2 separate regions of the Homo sapiens genome follow, and region 2 is linked to region 1. The links are chromatin loops, found by intact Hi-C in ENCODE. Cell type or tissue: dorsolateral prefrontal cortex. All regions are shown on one strand. Links, peaks and the distances in the headings refer to the core of each region. The heading gives the core; the rest is flanking DNA.

What was found. A loop is a pair of places that touch in the nucleus more often than their neighbours do. Peaks named below come from ENCODE experiments on the same cell type or tissue, not always from the same donor. Only the 100,000 strongest peaks of a DNase experiment are listed, where the experiment ranks them.
Region 2: it touches region 1 in a loop (5-fold over the local background); 8 of 110 quality-filtered maps call a loop at or near these places.

Annotation. Positions count from the first base shown.
Region 1 is chr5:141,695,876-141,707,466 of GRCh38, reverse strand. It overlaps LOC124901092 (a long non-coding RNA gene), which reads left to right. Exons shown (of 2, transcript XR_007058973.1): 1 at 1-2,625; 2 at 3,791-4,101. LOC124901093 (a long non-coding RNA gene) reads right to left here and starts at 1,666. Exons shown (of 3, transcript XR_007058974.1): 1 at 1,590-1,666. RefSeq lists enhancers at 5,078-5,227, 5,816-6,316. In dorsolateral prefrontal cortex, for the core only: CTCF peaks have their summits at 4,946 and 5,147 (motif pointing left); DNase peaks (open chromatin) are centred at 3,956, 4,156 and 5,146; H3K4me3 peaks cover 2,342 bases; H3K27ac peaks cover 6,130 bases.
Region 2 is chr5:141,908,512-141,920,102 of GRCh38, reverse strand. No RefSeq gene overlaps it. Among named protein-coding and RNA genes, the nearest start is that of DELE1, 9.6 kb to the left of the region's middle. RefSeq lists a silencer at 5,799-5,938 and an enhancer at 5,848-6,385. In dorsolateral prefrontal cortex, for the core only: CTCF peaks have their summits at 5,635 and 5,834; DNase peaks (open chromatin) are centred at 5,712 and 6,322; H3K4me3 peaks cover 1,306 bases; H3K27ac peaks cover 1,548 bases.

The sequences.
Region 1 (11,591 bases), core at 1,524-9,523:
GTTTTAGATTTTTAAAAATATAAAGCTATGTATTTTTTACAAGGACCAGCAATGCCTTACATGACTTGAGCCTGGCCTGCCCTTCTCACCTCATGTCACTGAGGCCTTCCTTGGCTACCTTGTCTAAAATTTCAACTTCACATAATTCCTTTTTTATCCTTCTTAGCACTTATCACTATCTATCATACTACATATATATATTTAAACTTATTTATCTTGTTTATTTTCTGTCTTCCCATTAGATCATAAGCTCAATGAGGGCAAGGGTTTTGTCTGTTTGGTTTCTCTTGTAACCCCACAGCTTAGCATAGTGTCTGGCACATAGTAGGTGCTCAATAGTTGCTGAGTGAATCAATAAATGAATCTTCTACCTATCACTATCTCACACAGTACCTGGAATATAGAAGAAATGAAATAAATATTTGTAAAAAAATAAATAGCCATGTCTGCAAGTTGGCCTCTAAGATCCTTTTTCGCTCTGTGGGGCTCCTTTAGTTCCCTCCAGTTTCCCAAGTTCTTCCTGTTGACCCCTCCAGGGCTCTGGTGACAGAATAGTACAAGTCTGTCCCTGCCACGTGTAAGCCAAGGATCACAGACTCTCTGACCATGGGCAGTGTCGTCAGTGGTTACAGTTTTAGAGACAAACTACCTGGGTTCAAATCTCGGTTCTACCACAGATGACCTTAACATCTGTGAGCCTCTCATCTGCAAAACAAGGATGACAGTACCTACCTCAGGGCTTCTGCAAAGTATTTATTGAATGCTTGTCTCCCTACTTGACCCTGAACTCTCAGAGGGCAGGAACCAAGTCTACAAGTTCACATGACTCCTTGGCACTTAGTAGGTGCCTGATGAACATTAGAGAGTGTATTTCCATATTTCCCATTCTACTCAGCACCAAGTATGGGCATGAGCAAAACTGGCTGGATGACACAGCAGAGGCAGATCCCCACTGGCCATGCTCTGATGGTTTCTGCCCATTCTCCTGGATTGAATTACCAGTTGAGAATTACCACTGTTTTCTCATTTGGTAGGTGGAGATAGGAAAAGGAAGTCTGTGGTGGTGACCATCATTCATCCTGTGCCCAGGGTTCTCTGCCTACCCCCAGATCCCCAAGCTACCCCACGGCTTCTCTGCTTGTGAACCTCTGACCAAACCCCAACCTTTGCTCTGGTTCCCCCTCTGTCACTCCAGAATCCAGCTGAGTACCCCCTCCCACCTCCACATGGCCTCTGACAGCTTAGGTCACATTGTTCTTTCCCCTTCCTGACCACCCACTGCATATATCGACTAAATCGTGCTTCCTGGCATTTGCTTCCACCCAGGCTGGCATTTGATTAGATTCTGCTGCAGGTTCTCATTTTACCTCTCTGTCAGATCTCCCCGAGTTGACTTTAATAGTAATAATAGTAATAATTTTGCTTTACATCTGGGAACCCACCGGGCACTCATACAAAGGGATCCCATTTCTTTTACCTCTCTCTGTCTCTATAACCATCCCAGAAAGTAGGCAGGGCAGAGGTCATCTTCTACATTCCACAGATAAGGCAACCAAGGCTCAGAGATGCTCACATCAATAACTCCTCACCTCAGCCTGTTCCCCTTTCACCATCTCAATAATTGGCACCACTGTCCACCAAGATGTCTAAGCCAAAAACTTGGGCATCTCTATCATTCTTCACCTCCTCCTTTCTTTTACAGCCCCTACCCTGCAGATGAAACCGAAATTTCTCTCCAGACCACTCACTCCTCTCCAGTTCTACCACCTTGGCCCATATGTGATGACATCATCCCTGCTCTGGAAGATTGCAAAGGTCTCCCTCCCAGCCTCTGCTATTGCCCCACCCTACCCCATTCATTCTGTACATTGCATCACAGTGGTCTTTTTCTGATGCATACACATTCATTCACTGAACTAATAGTTTTTGAGAGCCTATTCTGTGCCAGGCACTGTTCAAGATGCTGGGGGTACAGCAATGAATAAAACTATTGCCCTCGTGGGGCTTATATTCCAGTGGGGAGGTGAGGGGTCAATAATAAGTAGTCAAGTAAATGTATAGTATTAGACAGTGATCATTGCTATGGAAAGAAAGAAAGCAGAGGAGGGAGTCAGGGAGTATATCCTGTGGCAGGATATAGGCTTGCTATTATATAAGGTAGGGAGAAAAGCCCTCATTGAGCAGACATCTGAAAGAAGTGAGGGAGTGAGGCTTGCTGATACCTGGAGTTATTCCAGGCAGATGGAACAGCAAGTGTAAAATCCTGAGGTGGGATGGCACTTGGCAAGTTCATGTTTGAGAAAGTGCACAGAGACCAGTAAGGCTGGAGGAGTATGAGAAGAGGGAGAGATCTGGCAGAAGGCCACACCTTGCAGGGTCTATAGGCCATTATAAAGACTTTGGCTTTGACCCTGAGTGAGATGCTGCACCAGTGGAGGGGTTGAGCAGAGGCATGACACAATAATTTTAATTGGCTTACATTTTAACAGGACCTCTCCACCCACTGTGTGAAGAACAAACAGTAAGGGCACAAGGGTAGAAGTGGGAAGACTAGTTAGGAAGCCATTGCAGTAACACAGGGAAGAGATGATAATAGCTCGGACCAGGGTAGAGTCTATGGAAGTGGTAAGAAGTGGTTTGATGCTGAATGAGTTATGAAGGTAGAGCTGACAATGTTTTCTGATGAACTGCATGTGGGGTGTGAAAGAAAGGCGTCAGGAAGGATGCCAGGGATGACTGCAAATATGATTTTGTCACTCCATCAATTCCCCATTGTTCTTAGGTTTGTACAAACCCCTTACCATGGATTATAAGGTCCTTCATGATCTGAGCCTCCTCCTCACCTCTCACCCTCCCCACACCATGGCTTCATCTTCAGCAACAGTGAAGAATAATACTATTTAACAGTTACTGAATGTTAACCTCATGCCAGGTCTGGGCTAAGCATTTTACAAATGCCATCTCATCCATTCTCCACAACAATCCAATGAAATGGATATTATTATTAACCCTTATTATTAATAGACTCATTTTACAAAAGAGAAAACTGAGGCACAGAGAGATGAAATAATTTGACCAAGGTCACACAGCTAGCACATAGCAGACCCAGAATTTGAAGCCAGGCATTTGATTCCAAAGCTGTTTCTTTAACCATTATGGGAGATGGAAATTTCAGTTCTCCAATCACTCATGACTTCACTCTCTTAATCCCTGTGCCCTCCCAACAGGCAATTCCCTGGGCTTAGAATATTTTTCCTCCCATCCCTCACACATTCCTAACCCTCGATCTTTGTCTGGTTAAATTACCCTCCTCTGGGAAGCCAAGTCGGGTGAAATACCCCTCGTCTGTGCTCCCACAGTTGCCTGGGCTTGTTCTGTTACGGCTCTGCCCACCCTGTGGCCAGGCTGTTTATGGACCTAGGTCTCCCTTACTAGACATGAGCTCTCTGTGCAGAGACCAGATTTACCTGTCTCATAGCTGTATCCACGAAGTGAAGAACAGTGGCTGGTATGCCAGCAGTCAGTAATTATCAGTTGACTGATCAATGGGACTGAGCCTAAACGTAGACATTCTACCTGTAAGAGGGATGCACTTTTAAATCCACCCTCTAATAATCTCCTAGGTCTGTGCTCCACACCGCTCTGCTTTCCCATAGCCCCTACACTACTACTTACATAGTAGATAATAACAGCTAGCATTCCCTGAGTGCTTACTGTGTGCCATGCACTCTCTCATTTAATCCCACCAACACATAATGAGATAAATATGATTACAATCTCCATTTTACAGATGAGGAAACTGAGGCTGTCTGAGGTTCAGCGAATCCCCCAGGGTCACAATGTGGTACTGGGATGCTGAACAAATAATTGCTGAATTGAACTGATAGCACTGGCATTACCCTGTGCCTGCTTTCTCCGTGTCCACCGATCTCAGCACAAAGCCTGGCGCAGAGTGGGTGTGCACTCACCAAGCGAGCAAAACCCAGTCCAGCCTGCGGCGGGAAAAGAGGCCTCCTCGCTCCTCTCCCCGCTCCCCCAGAGCTCCCTCTCCCCATTCATCTCCCCTTCACACCCTTAATAAAAGCCCTGAGATTGACCGATTGAAGGGTGTGATTTCCATGGGAGAGCAGCAGCATTTACATGGGAACATTCAAACAGGAACAGAATTCTTCCGCGAGGGCATGGGCTTCAGAAGATAGCTGTGGATAGAGAATTGCCGGGGGAGCGGGTGCCTACGGATGGGGAGCGATCCTTTATTTATTTATTTCCCTCCAGGAGCCTTCACCTTTCATTAAAACACCCTCCGGATGTAGGTGCAATCAAACATTCATTAGACAAGCAAGTTACATTTTTAAAAAACTAACAACGCCCAAACACACACACACACACACACACACACACACACACACACACACACACTCACGCAGCAATAATCAATCTGCGAAATGAAACCGGTCTTTCGGGCGAGAAAAGCAGCCTGTGTTTGTCTGTACCGCGCTCCCCAAGCCCTGCGTCCTCCAGGCGAACAGCCGGCAATGCCCCGAAGCCCGCTCCCCACCCCCAGCCAGCCGGCCGTGACACGAGGGGTCCTTCCACGCAGGCCCTCCCACTCCTTTCCTCGGCAGGGTTTCCCCACGGGTCTGAAGCGCACAGAGAGTTCTCGCATCTGTTCGCAAACCCTGACTCGAGGCTCAGAGCTCAGCACTGGGGGTCATCTGCCCAGGGCAGCGGGCATTTCCCTAAAGCCCTGTGGTTGGGGGAACGGGGATACCGGGCGGTTGACCGGCGAAGCTGGCAGTCCTCTGCCCCTCAATCAGGACCAGCTTCCTGGAGGAGGGGACAGCGGCGAAGCCGGGAATGGGGGCAAGGAAGTGGCTTGACAGATGGGGAGTGGGAGGCTCTTTCCAGCATATGGGGCCGCGTGGGCGGAAGGAGTCTGGGCCTGGCGGTGGGGAAGGGTGGGCACGGGGCTGCGGAGACGGTCCCCGGAGCGGGGACGCGGGCGGAGTGAGGGTGGGCGTGTGAACGGGACGGAGAGGGGAGGAGATAAGCCCCCCAAAGGTGGGGGCGGGGAGTGGGGGCGGCCTTGGATGCGCTCACCCGGGAGCCTGCGGAAGGCGCAGCACGCCGAGCGCCTTGCACAAGGGCGCCCCCTGATGGCATCTCAAGCGGCAGACACGGTTTCCATTTTCTTTTGACATCAATGTAACAAAATCCTCAATTGAGCGCTTCCTAGAAGCCTGGCGCTGGGCTGAGATCTCCTTTGGAAGCCACTACCGTGCCCATTTTACAGCTAAGAGAACGGAACCTCAGCGAGGTCATACAGCAAGAGCCAGGATTCCAATCCATGCATTCATTTACTCAACAGTTCTTAAGAAGTCCCTCTTGTAGGCTGGGGGCTGGAGGTACTGCAGTACACAGATGAACAGGTCCCTGGCCTCGCGGGGCTTATAGTCTAGGTGAGGAAACAGCATACAAGTAAACAAATAAATGAGCAAAATAATTTCAGTGCTGCGGAGGAAATAAACCAGGGTGTGGAGCTAGGCAGCAACTGTGCTCTCTCGGTTTCCCCCAGCCTGCCTCCCCCTCGCTGCTCCCTGGGGGACTGAGATTTGTCAGCCTTGGCTTCAAGGCAGGCAGCAAAGGAAGGTAGCTCTGGGGGTGGAACGAAGTGGGGGAGTGCAGATTCCCAAGGCCAAAAGCCGCTGTCATCTGGGTCCCGGCCACCCCCTCACATGTACTCCGACTAGCACCTGCAGCCCTAGACGTTCCCACTATGGCCAAGCATCTGAATTATTTCCTCATCTCAACCCGATGAGTTTTTAATCTGTCTTTATACAGCAGCCTGGCTGCCTGTGCTGGGATTATTACTGAGTTCTCTGCACATCGATCCCGCCTCCCCTGGCCGCTCTGACCAAGTGAGGCTCTGAGATGGCGGCGGGAGGGGTCTTGGCTCTGGAAAGATTTAGGGGAGTGCCAGTGCTTGCTGTGGGCTGGGGCCTGCAGCACTCAGGTGTCAGATGCCCAGGATTTCAGGGGCACTGCCCTCAAGGCTGGGCTGAGCCAGGGTGGAGGGGTATGGGTATGAAGAGGCAAAGTTTACAATTTGAGCTCAGGAGATGGGGCTGTTTCAGCAATACCAGGCTATTGTTTATTGGGGCAGCTTTGCAACTCGAAGGAGAAAGATGAAAGGAGGGAGGAGAGGCTAAGATTACCTGGGACAAGGGCAGAAGGTAGGGAGAAATGGCTTCTAGTCCCAGTTTTGCCACTTACTAGCATGTAAGTGCCCTTGCAAGCTTGTAAGTGCCCTCAAATGACTCATCTGTAAAATGGGAGTGATTGCAGTGTGTGTTCCATGAGGTAGTATGCACACAGAGCCTTCATACACTAAACACTCAATATGTCAACTATTATTAGCAGCATCATTATCTGTAAAATGGGAGTAGGAATCCTGGTTCTGCTTCCTGGAGATATCTCTCATGAAACTCAAATGGACACAGGCACCAGGCCCATGTGAGGGGCTATTGTTATTGATCCGCAATAAGGTCAACAACACCAATAATGGCATGAACAGGCATGAGGCAGGCACACATATTCTGTCGCTCCCACATTCAATCAGTGACAGACACACTCAGTCTCAGCCTTTCAGACGTGCAGCCTAGATACACCCTCTCCTGCCTTCGGATCAGCCTGATAGTGGGGAATGTGGGACAGAGGCTGCCACATGCGACTTTTCATTTGCCATGGTGCCAATGAATATTTGAGAGTGGCCTTTCAAGCATGCAAATCCGACCATCACACATGGCCCTGGACAAGCTCCAAACACCCTAGCATGGCCTGGGGCTGTCTTTTGCTCCTGCCTTGTCTTTCATCTCCTGCCCATCTTTCATCTCTTGCCTCTTGCACTCTGAGCTCTCTATGCTCCTGCGACATACTTGGCCTCTCTTGCCTCTGCCCTTGTATGTGTAATTCCTTTTTCCTGGGACTCTTTTCCCTTCTAATAGCTACCTCTTTGAGGACAGGGACTCTGTCGATTGGTTGGTCGATAGTAAATGATCTATAAATATTTGTAGAATTGACACCACCCCAGCTGACGTCCAGTGGCCTCATCTCAAACCTCACTTCTTAGGAAAGGCTTTCCCTGCTGCTAGGGCTAGGTAGAGCCTCTTGTTTTTCCTTCTAAAGCCTCCTGTACTTCCCCTGTGAAATTCACATGTTTGTATCTATCTCCTAAACTCAATTTCACAAGGGCAGGGAAGCTCCTTCTTGTTTACCGCTCTATCTTCAGTGTTCAACGTATACTAGGTGCTCAAGAAAGGTTTTGAATGAGGAAATAAATGGATGGATGGCACTGGAACTCCATGTCTCCTGTTTTAGTCCCTCCCACTGACCCTCTACCCCCATCTTCAAAGGAATGACTTTCGATGTCCTAGGACCAGTTCTTTGCTCCCCCTCTCACTTCTCTCCATCTCCTTCCTTCTTAGCCATCCACTCACAGGCCACATCTGGGCCCTTTCATCCTTGGTTGTCCCTCCCTGGTGAAGAGTAGCCCCACCACTGCCCCTGAGCCGCACTCCTGAGGGCAGGCCCTGGGTCCACCTCCTTTCCACCCTCCAAAGAGCATAGTTCTGGGTCTCCAAAAACAAGGAGGCTGGGCACCCTTCTCCCCTCATCAGCCAGCTGGGTCTAGCAAATGCCAAGTCATTGCCTGCTGGTGACTGTCTCCAGCTCCTCCAGCTGGAGGAGCTGCCAGGAGCAAACCCAGAAGAGCCACCCTTGGCAGCAGCCCAAGCACTTCACACCTGAAGCCAAGGAGTTCCTGCCCCTCTTCCTGCAGACTCCCACCTCTGCAAAGATGGTTGGAGGTCCTAAAACTGGGGATCAGGCCAGGGTGGAACCCCAAGGCTGTCCCATCTCAGCACCACCTCCCCACCCCACCCGCTACTGCCAAGGTCCCCTGGATACATGCTGGCAACCCAGCCTCAGTTTCTCCACAGGGTCCTTTCTGCTAAAGCTGCCAAGGGAACATTTGCAGGACTGCTCCACAGCTTCAGTGCCCATGAATGCTGACTAATAATTAAGCCCCTACAAACTGCCTGTAGATAACCATAATTCCTTTTATTTATGCAGCCCTGAGCACATTTCAAAGCATTTTCATATATATTATCTCATATGATCTCCCACAATAATCCTATTGGGTAATTACTGGCGGAAGGAATTAATGTCCTTATTTCGAAGAGGACAAAACCAAGACTCAGAGAGGAAGGAATCTTCTCTGAGGTCACACAGCCTGTGGGGGGCAGAACTGGGCCGACCATGCAAGTTCCTGAAAGTCCAGGGTTCTTAATTGTCCACTTGCCCTGGATCTTGAAGCTGAAACCCAGAGTAGCCTACACAGTGTAAACCCTTCCAGCTCTTATGCCATTCCAGTCTCTTAACAACAACAGCAAATAATTGAGTATCCATATATGTACACAACTTGAATTATCTCACTTAACTCCCAACACAACCTTATGATATTGGCCATATTATTAGCCCCCACGTCACATATGAGATGGCCAAAGCTCAGAGAAGTTAAGTAACTTGCTTTGAGTCATACAGGCTATTCAGACTCTGGATACAATCTTAGTCTGCTTGAATAATCTGAGACTTTAACTCCTACCCATAGGTTCTGTGGCTTAACTGATGCCCCTACTCACACCAAGCCTCCAGAACCTCTTCCTTGGAGTCTAGGATCATGGGGATCTCTCTTTTCTGTGGCTGTCTGCATTCCCAGGTCACTCATTTATTCACCCATTGGTTTGTTAAACATTCATGAGGCCTTCCCTGTGGCTGGCACTAGGCATACCATGGTGGACAGTGGCACCATGTCCTGCTCTGGAGTAGATAGCCCAGGCTGGGGAAATCTGGGAAGGCTTCCTGGAAGGGTACCCAAGATGAATCTTGAAGGATGAATAGGAAGAAGGCGGAAGAGAAGGAAGAGGGAAGAATGTTCCAAGCAGGAGAAGCCAGAGGCAAGAGAGAGTGGGGACTGCTCAGGAACCCTGTAAATGAGGCAGTTTGGCTGGGACAGCAACAGGGAGGAGAGAGGTGAGGCTTGTATAGTGTTGGCGGGTGGGAGGATGTGGCAGGGAGTGACCTGGTCATGTCTGTGTAAGGATGCTGTGGAGACTGGGGGAAGGGGAGGGTACTGGGATGCTGTCTTTTCCAGAGCAGGATCCTTCTAGTCACCTCTGGTGTTAGACCCTTGGAGCCAGCCCGGCAGGCTGTGAGGATGTGGGGAGGGCAGCCTTCCAGAGCACCCTTGGCTGAGCTCGCAGGGGCCTCCAGAGTCCTGGGGCAGGGATTGTGGATGGGATGAGGTGTAACAGCCAAAGTTTCCTCCCTACAGTCACCAGTGAGGTACCCATGTCAGAACAGATAAAAGGAAGGGCTTTCTAGACAGTGGGAACAGCATCTGCAAAGGTGCTGAGGTGAAAGAGAGCAAGACCATCTGGGAGCTAGCATAGTTTATACAGCCGAAGCCAGGGTGTGGGCTAGATGGAGTTGTTCCGGTGCAGTAGGACTGAACTCAGGCCTTCATGGGTAAGAGTCTAGGGGTTCTGCTGCTGATACCCTTAGGTTCAAAGCCCAGCTCCTGCGAGCTACACATCTGTGGGAAAATTACTTAGGCTCTCTGATTCTCAGTTTTCACATCTGTAAAATAGGGTTGTTGTGAGGATTAAGCAAAACAATGTGCAAAGTACTTAGCACATAATAAATACTCAATGAGCACAATCTATGTTATTGTCACTATCACTAATGTTGTCATTACTAACAGCCTCACAGTGGGAAATCTAAGGTGGAGCACAACTTCATAAGGGAAGAATCTCATTTTAAAAAGTAAAAACAAGTTGCAACGTGTGCTTATCTGCAATCTCCACGTTCACCGATATGTGTGAAATTTCATCTGCAACTGTTTTCTCAGAGTGTCATCCCATCCCAAATCAAATGACGGATGTTGGATGTCGCAGGAATGATAGGGATATTACAGCGACCGACAGCGGGCTGGAGGCAGGGATCGTATGCAGGGGAGTGGAAGGGGCCTCTGTCAGTCTCTGGAGGGGTGAAAATGCCCATGTTTCTAAACCAGGATGGTGGGGACACTTTGGGGAGGGGAAACGGCTCTATCTGCCCCAGTTAAGATGAGAGAAAATCAGCTGGGTTTTGCTAGAGTGAATGCTCTGAGCAGAGTCTGGGATACAGCCCATGCCTCCACAAGTTTTACCATCTTCAAGGTTTGTTAATTGATCTCTTAGAATCTGAATGGTTTAAGCTTTGAAATTAAGATTTGCAGGTGTTAACCATGAGACGTAGTTCCAACATGGTCAGACAGGTGAACAAGGGTCAGAAAGGCTGTGCCCTGGGGTCCTACCAACCAGGTTCAAATGCCACCTCTATCTACATAGCATAGGCATTAGACAAGCTGTTTCTCTGGGTTTTGGTTTCCTTCCCTATACAACTGGACTGATCATTAGACCCAGCTCAAGAGTTGTCTTAAGATTCAGTGAAATAATGCACAGAGAGCACTTGACACAGTGCCCGGCACGTGATCAGGGCTCAAAAACTAGTAGTTGTCAGCACTGATACGACGTTCTCCTCCTTCTGGAAAGTTTGACCTATCACACAGCCCCAGGTGGGCTGCTCATGGGCTGGGCTGAGAGGCAGAGGTGTTCTGCCTGGGGATGACAGATGTCCCAACCAGACTACTTTCCCCTTAGGCAATGACAGGTGGGTGTCCGGTCACGGAAGTATCACTGTGCCTGGGATGGTACATTGACTCCTTCCTATAACTGGGGAACAAGTTAGGCCTTGGCCTCAGCTGTGAGAACAAGGAAGGAGGCCAACTTAGCTAACAGACTGGCTGGACAAGAACTTGAACCCAGGTGCTCTACATTGCCCTGGAGCCACACAGTGAGGTGCAGAGCCTGGGGCAGGGTGAGGTCTGCATGGGAGGTGCTGGTGATATGGTCTTGGTGAAGGCAGGGAGAAAGCCCTTTGAAATTCAGGAATACGAAATTTTAAAAACTGCACACAACAAAGAAATTGTTTTTTGCAGCTGTTTTGGCATTTGGGGAGTAATTTACCAACTTCAAGTTCGACTTAATGAAGTTGGGGGTAGGCAGCTTCCATGGGAGCTCTGCTTCCTAGCAATCTTCAGCCGCCCAGCCAGCAAAGAGGGCTGAGCGCATGGTTGCTGGGGAGCATTAACAGTAACACGTTGTGTATTTGTCATCAGAATGGAGCCCCCGGGCACAAGGGTAGTGCCCATGGCTGCTCAATGCTGTATTTGTCATGTGGCCACTGACACAATCAATTGACCCCCTTACACACCGGTGTTTTTTAGCCATTGTATAAATATTTCACCCCTCCCCAGCTGACACATAATCTCTTCTTTGCTGCCTCTGACAAATGAACATTTCTCTGTAGACTCTTAAATGAGTATGTGTCACAGCTATGTCACTGATTAATTTTTTTTACCACTATGAACAACGATGCATAGAAATGCAACTTATATTCATTTCCCGGCTTGAGCCCAGCTGTCTAAAAAA
Region 2 (11,591 bases), core at 1,534-9,533, 210 kb before region 1:
TGTAGTCAGATGGCAGTCATATGAAGACTCAAGTAGGGCATTGGAAAGGCTGGGCCTCTTTCTCCATGTAGTCTCAGGTCCCCTCTGCGCCACATGACCTCTCCAGCTGTGTCGCTGAACTTCTTACACAGTGGCTCAGAGCTTCCAAAAGTACACAAGTGGAAGCTGGCAGGAACTGGCATAGCATCACTTCTGCACTCTGTTGGTTAAAGCAACTCACAGGGTCAGCCCAGAATCAGTGTGGGAGGGGAAAACATAAGGTCACAAATACTGGGAAGTAGACTTTGGAGACAAGCAAGTGCTGTTGTGAAGAAAGTACAGAGTGCTATGGGAACACCCAGGGAAGGCCCATAACCTAGGCATGGAAGTCAGGAAGACTTCCTGGAAGCAGTGATGCTAAATTAACCTGAATGATGAGGCCTGGAAACTAACCAGGTGAAGAAGAGGAAAAGAAACCCAGTTCAGGCAGGGGACACAGCTGACTGATACAAAGTTCCAGAAAGGCAAAGAAAGCACAGTTTAAGATCACTGTAGCTGGAGCCGGGAGGGAGGCATGGAGTCATGGCGATGGGGTGGTGATAGGCCTTTAGTCTGGAGAGGTAAATAGCGCAAGGTCATAACGCCTTGTAAGCCCGTAAAACATTTGGACTCTGTCCTGAAGGCACGAGACATCTAGGAAGGGTTTTGGCAAGGGAGTGACCAGGCCAGAGGGATCCAAGAAAGGCTATTGGCTGCTGTATTAGTGGGGGTCAAGCCCTCATTTTCACCCTGTGCCTTCTAGGCCAGTGACCTCACCTTCAGCCCTGAGAAAGCTGAGTCATCACCTCAGCACTGATACTAGTACTAGCTCCTCTTGCTTTTGCTTTTTATTAGTGGGGATTTTGTTTTTATTTATTTTTTATTTTTTGAGATGGAGTCTTGCTCTGTCGCCCAGGCTTGAGTGCAGTGGTGCAATCTTGGCTCATGGCAACCTCCGCTTCCTGGGTTCAAGCAATTCTCCTGCCTCAGCCTCCTGAGTAGTTGGGATCACACACCCAGCTAATTTTTGTGTTTTTAGTAGAGACGGAGTTTTGCCATGTTGGCCAGGCTGTTCTCGAACTCCTGACCTCAGGAGAGGAGGTCTGACCAAAGTGCTGAGATTATGGGTGTGAGCCACCACACCTGGCTGGGATTTTTCTTATAAAACTGCAAATGCCTTTATACAAATATTTTTGTTTTAATTGCTTTTTAAAGAACATATCATAGAAAACCTACCTGGTAGGGATCTGGACATGGGGTTGGTCAGGGGTCAATTTATTTTATTTTATTTTATTTTATTTTTTGAGTTGGAGTTTCGCTCTTGTTGCCCAGGCTGGAGTGCAATGGCACGATCTCGGCTCACCGCAACCTCCGCCTCCCGGGTTCTAGGGATTCTCTTGCCTCAGCCTTCCAGGTAGCTGGGATTACAGGCATGCGCCACCACACCCAGCTAATTTTTGTATTTTTAGTAGAGACGGGGTTTCACCACGTTGGTCAGGCTGGTCTCGAACTCCCGACCTTAGATGATCCGCCTGCCTCGGCCTCCCAAATTGCTGGGATTACACGTGTGAGCCACCACACCCGGCCAGGGGTCGATTTATACTTAAGTGTGACGTATATTAAGGAAGAGCCCACTGGCAGGGAGCATAGAGCAAGCCAAGCTCAGTGGATTTGACCCCTCAGATAAATAATGGTCGTTGAAAAGCTCCTACTCTAGTAAAAAGTCAAATAATACTAAAGGCTTATATCAAAAGACAGCAGACCTCTGCCACACGCTCTCTACCCTCTAATCCTACTCTCTAGAGGCAACTCTGTAAAGTGTCAGAAAGCAGCACAGGAGAGCAGGGCTTCTAGAATTGAATTGTCTAGCATCCAACACAACTGTCTCCCTTAGCAGCTGGGTTATCTTGGTCAAGTTCATTATAATATCTTTTCCCTTAGTTTCTTCATCTGTATGATGGGAATGATAATGGTATTCTTCTTATGAGATGACACAGTTAAACTGCTGGGCACACGGTCTATAAATGGTGGCTGTATTTGATGATGATGAAGAAGAATCTAACTTAAGAGCAGCTGTGAGTACACCTAGAGGTTAGCTGCACACTAAACAAATAAATGTAAGGCGTGTTTATGATTTGGCGGAAATGACAAGAACACAGTCTCAGTTGGAAAGGTCTGTCTCTTCCCTTTGTTCTAAGGCTAAACTCTGTTCTCAGTCCCATTCCCTTCCTGTCCCTTTTAGAACCTTGTCTCTATAATTATCCCGACCCTCATGCCAAAGCATACATCTTTCTCCTACCTTTTTCCTTTCCGCCTGTGAAATATACACAGGCCTTTCCAATCTTGGGGGAAAAATTCTTTACTTGATCCTCCTGCCCTTTTCAGCTACCATTCTGTTTCTTTCTCCCTACTGCCAGATTTCTTAATTAAGTAATAACACACATGCTACCTTCCATTTCTGCATGACTCCTGCACTTTTCAGCCTTGTCTCCCAGCTTCCATCCCTTTTCTTCTGACACAGGGATCACTAGGGTCATCAAAGACCACCTCATTAACCACCAGTGGACCTTTGCTCCATCAGACACCTTGAGCCAGAGCACTTGACTCAGTTGACCATCCACTCCTTAAACGTCACACGCAAAACCTCATCATCTGCTTCCATTTTTCTGCTATTGTGTAGTTTCCCCAAGCCACCCAGGAAAGGAATCTTGAATTCATTGTTGGCTCAACGCTTCCTTCTCTGCCCTCCCCAATACTAGTTTTCTGTTTTCTTTTTTTCCTCTGGTTCAGGTTTTCCCATGACCCCACACTAGTTTTGACTCTTACTTCAAATATTAGAAACTCACTGAAGCTAGCTTTTGAAAAAGTTTTATCAGGGTATGGAAGAGTGGACAGGACATTTAATGAACCCCAAGGGAAGAGACAGCTGGGACCCAGGAAAGACCAGAATTATGGACTCAGGAGGCAACAAAGTGAGCCCTTTCTCTCTGGCTTTCTGTCTGGCTTTCTCATGATTTGCCCAGATACCCCAAAGGTGTCAGACACTCCCATACCCAGTTGGTCACTGGGTCCTGTCAAAATCACCTTCTTTTGCATCAGACTCTTAAATCTGTCTCCTCTTCAGCTTCCCTGGTCTCTACATCTCTCTAGCAGTGCTTCTTCCTCCTTCTGACCGCTAGTACCAGCATTGTCCAGATGTCCATTCTTTCCCTATTGCTCTTAAACTCCCTCTGTCCTGTTGACTCTTAAATGAAAATACAGTGGTTAAGAGCTTGGGTTCTGGAGTCCTCATAATCAGGGTTTGAATCCTCCACCACTTTCTCAGTTGTGTGCACTTTGGGAAGTTATTTGAATTTTTTGAGCTTCACTTCCTCATCTATGAAATGGAGCACATGTAAAGTGCTTAGTTAGCACAGTGCCTGGCACACAGAAAGAACTCAAAACGGTGACTATCATTAGCCTTACCTTTGTCCTCTTTCCTGAGTTCCAGTTCAGTCCTCCACCACCTGCTAGATTTATCCATTAGATGTCATGCTGTGACCTCAGATCCACCTGTCAGAATTCCCCAGATGCTAGTGGAGGATGCAGCTTTCTGATAGCTGGAGGGTGGGAAGACTTGAAAAGGCAGGTGGTCCCATCGAATCCTCAAAGAAACCCCGTACCTGACCTCAGCCAGGCCTCAGCAGAGAAGGCCCTGAAGAACAGCTCCCCCAGAAGCCTCCAAACCCTGTGCTGGCTGACTCTTGGGTTCTAGGAGGGCAGGCAGAGCTGTCATTATGAGAGCAAATGGAGGATGTGAATTCAACCTTTAAAAAAAGCCCCAGGTGGTGAAGGGAGGTGTAGCAGGATCAGTGAAGTTTGGAAGCGGGTGAGAAAGGTGACAGCAACACCCTCAGGGCATTGAGCTGGGTTTAGGCTGGGGCCTCCCTCAAGCACTGGGGATTTGGCAGCATGGAAGTCAGAGATGCTCCTGTTTTTAGCTGAGCTGCTGCAGGTCCCCTTTGCCGCCCTTGTGAACATTCCTCATTAAGTGCCATGTGTGGAACAGGGTGGATGCATTCCCCGCCCCTCAGCCCTGCTCTCCCTACCTCCTCTCTGCTCTTGGGTGGTGGCAGTCCTATTGGCAGGAACCGAGGAGGGGCAGGGCCGAACTCTATCCAGCACAGAACTGGAGTCATGACGGTTGGAGGTAGGTAATCTCACAGCTGTTTTCTCCAGGCAGTGTGACCAAGTAGATCAGAGCTCTGGCTCTGAATCGGAATGTTTGTGCGCCTGTTCGAATCTCGCTTCTGCTTTTACTCTTTTTTTGACACTAGGCAAGTTGTTTAAATTCTTTATGTCTCATCTGTATAATGGGGATGATAATAGGCCTCTCTAATAGTTGTGAGTTTTAGTTAGATAATGCAGGTAAAGCACTTAGCTTAGTCCATCTATGCCACTTGGAGCCAAGGGCCCTGTCCTTGTAGGAATGACCACCCCCATTGCTGTCTTCACCCCATCTGTGTTGTCCTCTGTTCACATATCCATCTCTGCCTTTGAACTACAAGCTCCATTAAATCAGAGATTGAATTGTATGAGTCTGTGTCTCTGGTGCCCAACACAGGACCTAGCATATAGAAGAACTTAATAAATGAATGTTTACTGTTGGAAGGAACTGGTGAAACAATGTAGAAGACCCAGGATTCCCTCTGGCCTGAGTCCCACCATCCCCTCTGGGTCATTTACCACAAATAGAGAGCCTAGGCCAGTCACGTCCCGGGGACTGAGGATACAGCAGCGAATGAGATAGGCTGGGCTCCTGGCCTCATGGAGTGAATTGTCCAGGGGGTGATGGACGGGAAACATAACAAAACTGATGATACGTTTCAATTAGGAAGGTTGCTAGGAAGGAGAAGCTGGGCTGCTATGAGAGCATAGAGCAGAGGAACTATATTTTGGGCAGAAATGAATCGGGAAGAATTTCCTGGACAATGTTACAAGTAAATTGAGGCCCAAAGAAAGGGCAGGCTGGGTTGAAGCAGAAGGTGGAAAAGAGCCATCTAGGCAGAGGGAACAGCAGATGCAAAGGTCCTGAGGCAGATAGGAACTAGGTTGCTCAGTGGAAGTCAAGGTTATTGTGGCTGGAACCCAGTGATGGAAGGGGTCAGTGACCTCTCCAAGGCTGCAGAGCTAGGAGCACGGGTTGTAAGAGCCGTGTAGGCTATGATGAGAATTTGAATTTTTATCCCTGATTATAATAGCTAACATTTATTAAATTGTATGTATATGTGCACTGTGTTAAGTATTTTGCATGGTTTCTCATTTTCTTTTCACAGCCTCCCTGGGAGACTGGTACTATTATTCCCATTTTACAGATGATGAAATGCTGGCTCAGGGAGGTAAATTTCTTCAAGGTCACATAGTTGACGGTGGCAGAGTTGATTTGAACCCAGGTATCAGGATCCAACGCCTGCCCCTTTAGGCCCCGCGTGGCCCAGCTTAAGAGCTAAGTGCGGACTTGGATCCGCAGTACACGTTCCTCAAGGCCTAGGTTCCTCTTTCGCCGCCTCCCTTCCCCCGGATTGGGGAAGGCAGGTGCAGGTTTGCCCTGACCAGAGGAGCGCCCCAGCGGCAGGCTCAACTGCCTGCGGAGACGGCCCCAGAATCGCCCGGGGTCAGGCCGCACCCACGTGATGGCCCCGAGGCTGAGCTGCGGAGCACCGCCGCAGTGCAGTGGGCGCGGGCGTGTGCGCGCTCCTGCTGCTGCCGCGGCTGTGAAATCTGGAGGGAACCGACCCCAGACGGTGGCCCGGGGCCTGGGAGGGAGGGCGCCCCTCCGCGCTCGGCAGGGGGCTCTCTCTCCCCACGATCCCGGGGCCGAGCCCGCAGCTCCACTGCCTGCATCACGTTCCCTCCAGCCTTGAGGGGGAAAGCAGCGTTCATTTCTGATTAAAAATGACTATTTTTAATGGGCATCATTCTTTATTTCTTGCTGTCCTCTCCCAGGGCTAGAAAGAGGCGGAAAGCGACACTGAGAATCCATTCCAAACGAGCAGCCAAGAGGAGACGCGGCAGCTCCCAGATGTTGATGTTTTGTTTTTTGACATAAATCTTTGCACTCATATGGGAGTTTTCATTGATTCATGTTCCCATCTGCTGAATTTCCTTTTATTTATTTAATATGGCTTTGGGGGGATATCTTGCTCCGAGGCTCTGGAGGAACAATAACTGTGGCAGCCGTTGCACCCCACCCCCAAATCCCAAAAACCTTGGCTGCCGGGGGAGGGAAATTTAGTGGCATCCTGCGCTCATGCCCTCATCTTGGAGGCAAGCGCTCTAGGCATGCGTTTACGTGGCTGTTCTACTTGGGGCCTGCCCAAGGCTGTAAACCCAAGAAAGAAACAGCATAAGAGAGTCGGGGATCATTCTCTGTTCCTCATCCTTCCTGCCCACCCACAGCACCGTGTTTCCTTCATGCTAAAACACACTTACTCTCCTTTTAACAACTTGGAAATCAGGAAACATTTAACAGCGGATGTATTAAGTGTGTTAAACGTATATCCTTCTCCCCCCACTCATTCTGCACACTCCCATCCCACTAGTGATTCTTAGCAATAAAGAACTCCAGCTCTGGAGTCAGACTGCCTGGGCTTGAATCCTGACTCTGCTTTCTCTAATGAATTCTTGAGCAAGATAACTTCTCTGAGCCTGGGATTCGTCATCTGTAAAATGAGGATAATAACTATCTCTTTCTCAGATATACGTACATTTTACCGATGAGGAAACTGAGGCTGAGAGTAATTAAGAGATTTGCCCAACTAGAGCAGAGCTAGGAAACACCTCCTAGGTCTTTCTGATCCTCACCCTATCCCACCACCTCTCCTATGCCCACAGCCCCCTATGTATCTCACATCCAGTCCACCCTTCTCTGCATGTACTACATGGGACTGTCCTTGCAGGACAGGATATGGCTGGACATCTAAGACTCTATAAGTTGGTTCTAAGCTTACCCTGTGGGTGCACATACCCTTAACCCTTCAACTGTGCATGCCCTTTTACTGGAATTTCCATGCATGGTAAGCAGTCAGGATGCCTTTGCATGTGCTTAGTATCTTATGGGAGGTAAGCCCTCAAAATATGTTTATTCAAGAAAATTTGAGGCTGGGCGTGGTGGCTCACACCCGTAATCCCAGCGCTTTGGGAGGTTGAGGTGGGCGGATCACTTGAGCTCAGGAGTTTGAGGCCAGCCTGGCCAACATGGTAAAACCCCACCTCTACTAAAAATAAAAAAAAATTAGCCCAGTGTGGTGGTGCACACCTGTAATCCCAGCTACTTGGGAGGCTGAGGCAGGAGAATTGCTTGAACCTGGGAGATGGAGGTTCCAGTGCACCAACATTGTGCCACTGCATTGCAGCCTGGGTGACAGAGTGAGACACCATCTCAAAAAAAAAAAAAAAAAAAGAGAGAGAGAGAGGAAAAAAAAAATTTGATGGTGTAGAAGGGCATTTCTGCTCACGTTGCCCAAAACCACCTAGAAAGAAATTATTGCCTTCTTGAACTAAAGCCTACTCATTGGTTCCATGATTTTATCATTGAGGTTGCCGTGAGATAGAAAAGAAGGGGAAATTATTAATCAAAGTAAGCGGGAAAGAAATAACTCCAGAAATAATGGGAAGTGGGTGAGTAATACATTGTAGCAAAATGGCTAATTATCCACCAACATCCATTCTCTCCTTCTTCCATGGTATTAGAATTCAGCTGGGATGTGGCTGTCCAGTCAGGGTCTACATTTTCTAGCCTTTCACGAAGATAAGAGTAAGTTTAAAAAAAAAACAACTCGAAAGAATATGTACAGTATGATCCCATTCACTTATATTTCAAAAATAGGCAAGACTAAATTATATTATTTAGAAATGCATATATGGGTAATAAAACTATAAAGAAAGAAAGGGAATGTTCTTACAGATACATATGTAATAGATATACATTAATATATTATAGATTCATATACATGTTTTAGACATCTTCTGTATATATGTTATATTTCACAATTACCTTTTTAAGATGTTACTTACCTGGCTAGGCGTGGTGGCTCACACCTGTAATCCCAGCAGTTTGGGTGGCCAAGGAGGGTGGATCATCTGAGGTCAGGAGTTCGAGACCAGCCTGGCCAATATGGCGAAACCCCGTCTCAACTAAAAACACAAAAATTTGCCGTGGGTGGTGGCACACGTCTATAATCCCAGCTACCTGGGAGGCTGCGGCAGGAGAATAGCTTGAACCCGGGAGGCGGAGGTTGCAGTGAGCCAAGATCCACCGTTGCACTCCCTGCTGGGCGACAAAAGTGAAACTCTGTCTCAAAAAAAAAGAAAAGAAAAAAGAAAATGTTACTTACCTTATAGGGTTGTGTGGGAACTGAATGAGGTGATGCATTTTTGAGGCTCTAAGCTTAACTGCCTGGTGCATTGTAGGTACTCAATGGAAACAACTTTTTTCATTTATTATTTTTTATTTTTTGAATTATTTAATTATTTTACAGATGGAGGTCTCAGTTAGTTGCCCAGGCTGGAGTGCAGTGGCATGATGATAGCTTACTGCAGACTCGAACTCCAGGGCGCAAGAGATTCTCCCTCCTCAGCCTTTGCAGTAGCTGGGACTATAGGCACATGCCTCTGCCCCTGGCTGGCAGTAACTGTTCATGTTGAGGGAAGGATTTGAGGCCTTGAAGAAGGCCACATAATTAGCCAATGATAAGATTTTAAAAAGGTCCTACTTTTTTCTATGAAAGACATTGACTTCAAATATATATATACATATATATATACACACATATATATACATATATACACATACACACACACACACACACACACACACACACACACACACACACATATATATGGTTTTTTTGAGGAGTCTTGCTCTTTCGCCCAGGCTGGAGTGCAGTGGTGTGATCTCGGCTCACTGCAACCTCTGCCTCCCGGGTTCAAACGATTATCCTCCCTCAGCTTCCTGAGCAGCTGGGATTACAGGCATGTGCCACCACACCCAGCTAATTTTTTTTTTTCACTTTTAGTGGAGACGGATTTCACCATGTTGGCCAGGCTGGTCTCGAACTCCTGACCTCAGATGATCCACTCGCCTCAGCCTTCCAAAGTGCTGGGATTTTAGGCGTGAGCCACTGTGCCTGGCTGACTTCCTATATTTGTGTATATAAGTGTGTGTGTATAGGGGTGGTGATTATTGATTGATTTAGGGTTAATTGATGGTCACAAACTTAGTGAAGACTTGAAGAATTTCACCCTTCCCTTCAGAGAAGACACAGAGGAGAAAAGGAAAATTGCTTGACTAGAGGAAGCCTGCCCCTGGATGAGAAGAGGTAAGAGCAGTGAGGATACAATTATATTTGTGCTGGCTCCATATGAGAGGCCCAGGCAGGAGGCTCCATCCCCTGGATGTCCCACCTACATCCTCTTGGGTGCATCATGCTTCCTGCAGTGTTGATGAGGCCTCAGAAGTCAGCACAGGCGACAGTGGGATGGCCCAGACCCAGCTCAGGGATGCTGAGGGAAGCTATTCTGCTGACTGTGTGCCCTAAGGCACCGTGAAAGCAGCCAAGAGTGAGAGCAGTCACCAAGCCAAAAGGCACTGGGATCAGCCAGGGAGACCAGGAAAACCTGGCCAGAGTCTTCCAGCCAGGCCAGGCCAACAGAGCTGTGCACCTCTGGATGCCATGCCCCAGGGTCTCAAGCTTGCTCAGTCTTGGCCATGAGCTCCTAGAGGTGCCTCCCCAAGGGGAGCCCAGTCAGGCCTCCTTTCCCTACCATAGTTTCCTGGTTTCCACACTGTGGGCTGATACATTTTGTTGTGCAATGGAAGCCATGGGGATAAGGGGGGTTAAACGCTGGTCCCACTACTTACACTGTGGATTCTTGGGCTAGAGGCTCCTTAAGATTTTTCCCTTCTACTCTGATCCCTTCTAGTTAATCCAGTTCGGTCATTCAGTTCACTGTATATCAGGCCGGGCGTGGTGGCTCATGCCTGTAATCCCAGCACTTTGGGAGGCCGAGGCTGGTGCATCACCTAAGGTCAGGAGTTCAAGACCAGCCTGGCCAACATGGTGAAATCCCACCTCTACCAAAAAATATAAGAAATTAGCCAGGCGTGGTGAAGCGCGCCTGTAATCCCAGCTGCTCTGGAGGCTGAGTTAGGAGAATCGCTTAAACCTGGAGGTGAGGTTGTAGTGAGCCGAGATCACACCACTGCACTCCAGCCTGGGTGACAGAGCGAGATTCTGTCTCAAAAAAAAAAAAAAAAAAATTCACCCTGTATCTACTGGGCATGTGTAATGTCAAGGTGCTTTTTCTTTTCTTTTCTTTATTTTATTTTTTTTTTTGAGACAGAGTCTCGCTCTCATCCAGGCTGGAGTGCAGTGGCACAATCCCAGCTCACTGCAGCCTCAACCTCCCAGACTCAATCTATCCTCCTGCATCAGCCTCCCAGGTAGCGGAGACTACAGGCACATGCGCCACCACACCCAGCTAATTTTTTATTTTTTTGTAGAGATGGGTTTTTGACATGTTGCCCAGACCTCAGCCTCCCAAAGTGCTGAGATTACAGGCATGAGCCACCATGCCCAGCCTCAAGGCGCTTTTTCCAAATGCTAGCATCATGATGATGAAGAAGGAAGATATGGGCCCTGCCCTCATGGAGTTTACAGTCTATGGGAAAAGAGGTGCAGGATAAGCCATACAATTATGATGTATGTTACAAAAAGTAAAGGAGAATGGAAGAGAATCAATTCGAAGCTTAACATTGTTTAGCAATGTTTCTCAAAATATGGTCCCTGGACCACTTGCATCAGGGGTATCTGAGGTACTTGTTGAAAATTCAGGTCCTGGGCATCATGCCAGATATGCTGAATCCAAAGCTCTGAATGTGGAGCCTAAGGAACTTGCTTTTTAAAAAAATGTAGGTAAAATCTACGTAACAAAAAATTAGCCATTGAAAGTATACACTTCAGTGGCATTTAGTACATTCACAATGTTGTACAATCATCATCTCTATCTAGTTCCAAAACATTTGATCATCTCCCAAAGAAACTCCTGACTCATTAAGCAGTCACTCCCATTCTCCCTTCACCCCATCCCCTGGTAACCACTAGCCTTCTTTCTATCTGTATGAATTGACCTTTTCTAGATATTTCATAGAAATGAAATCATACACTACATGATCTTTTGCGTCTAGCTTCCTTCACTTAACAATGTTTTCAAGGTTCATCCATGTTGTAGCATACATCAGTACTTCATTTATTTTTATTGCTAAATAATATTCTATTGTGTGGGTATACCACATTTTGTTTATCCATTCATCCATTGATGGATATTTGGGTTGTTTCCATCTTTTGGCTATTGTGAATATTGCTACTGTGAATATTTATATACAAGTATTTGAGTACCTACTTTCAAGTCTCTTGGGTATACCCCTACGAATGAAACTGCTGGGTCATACGGCAATTCTATGTTTAACATTTTAAGGAACCACCAACTGTTTTCCACAGTGGCTGTACCATTTTATGTTCCCATCAGGAAGG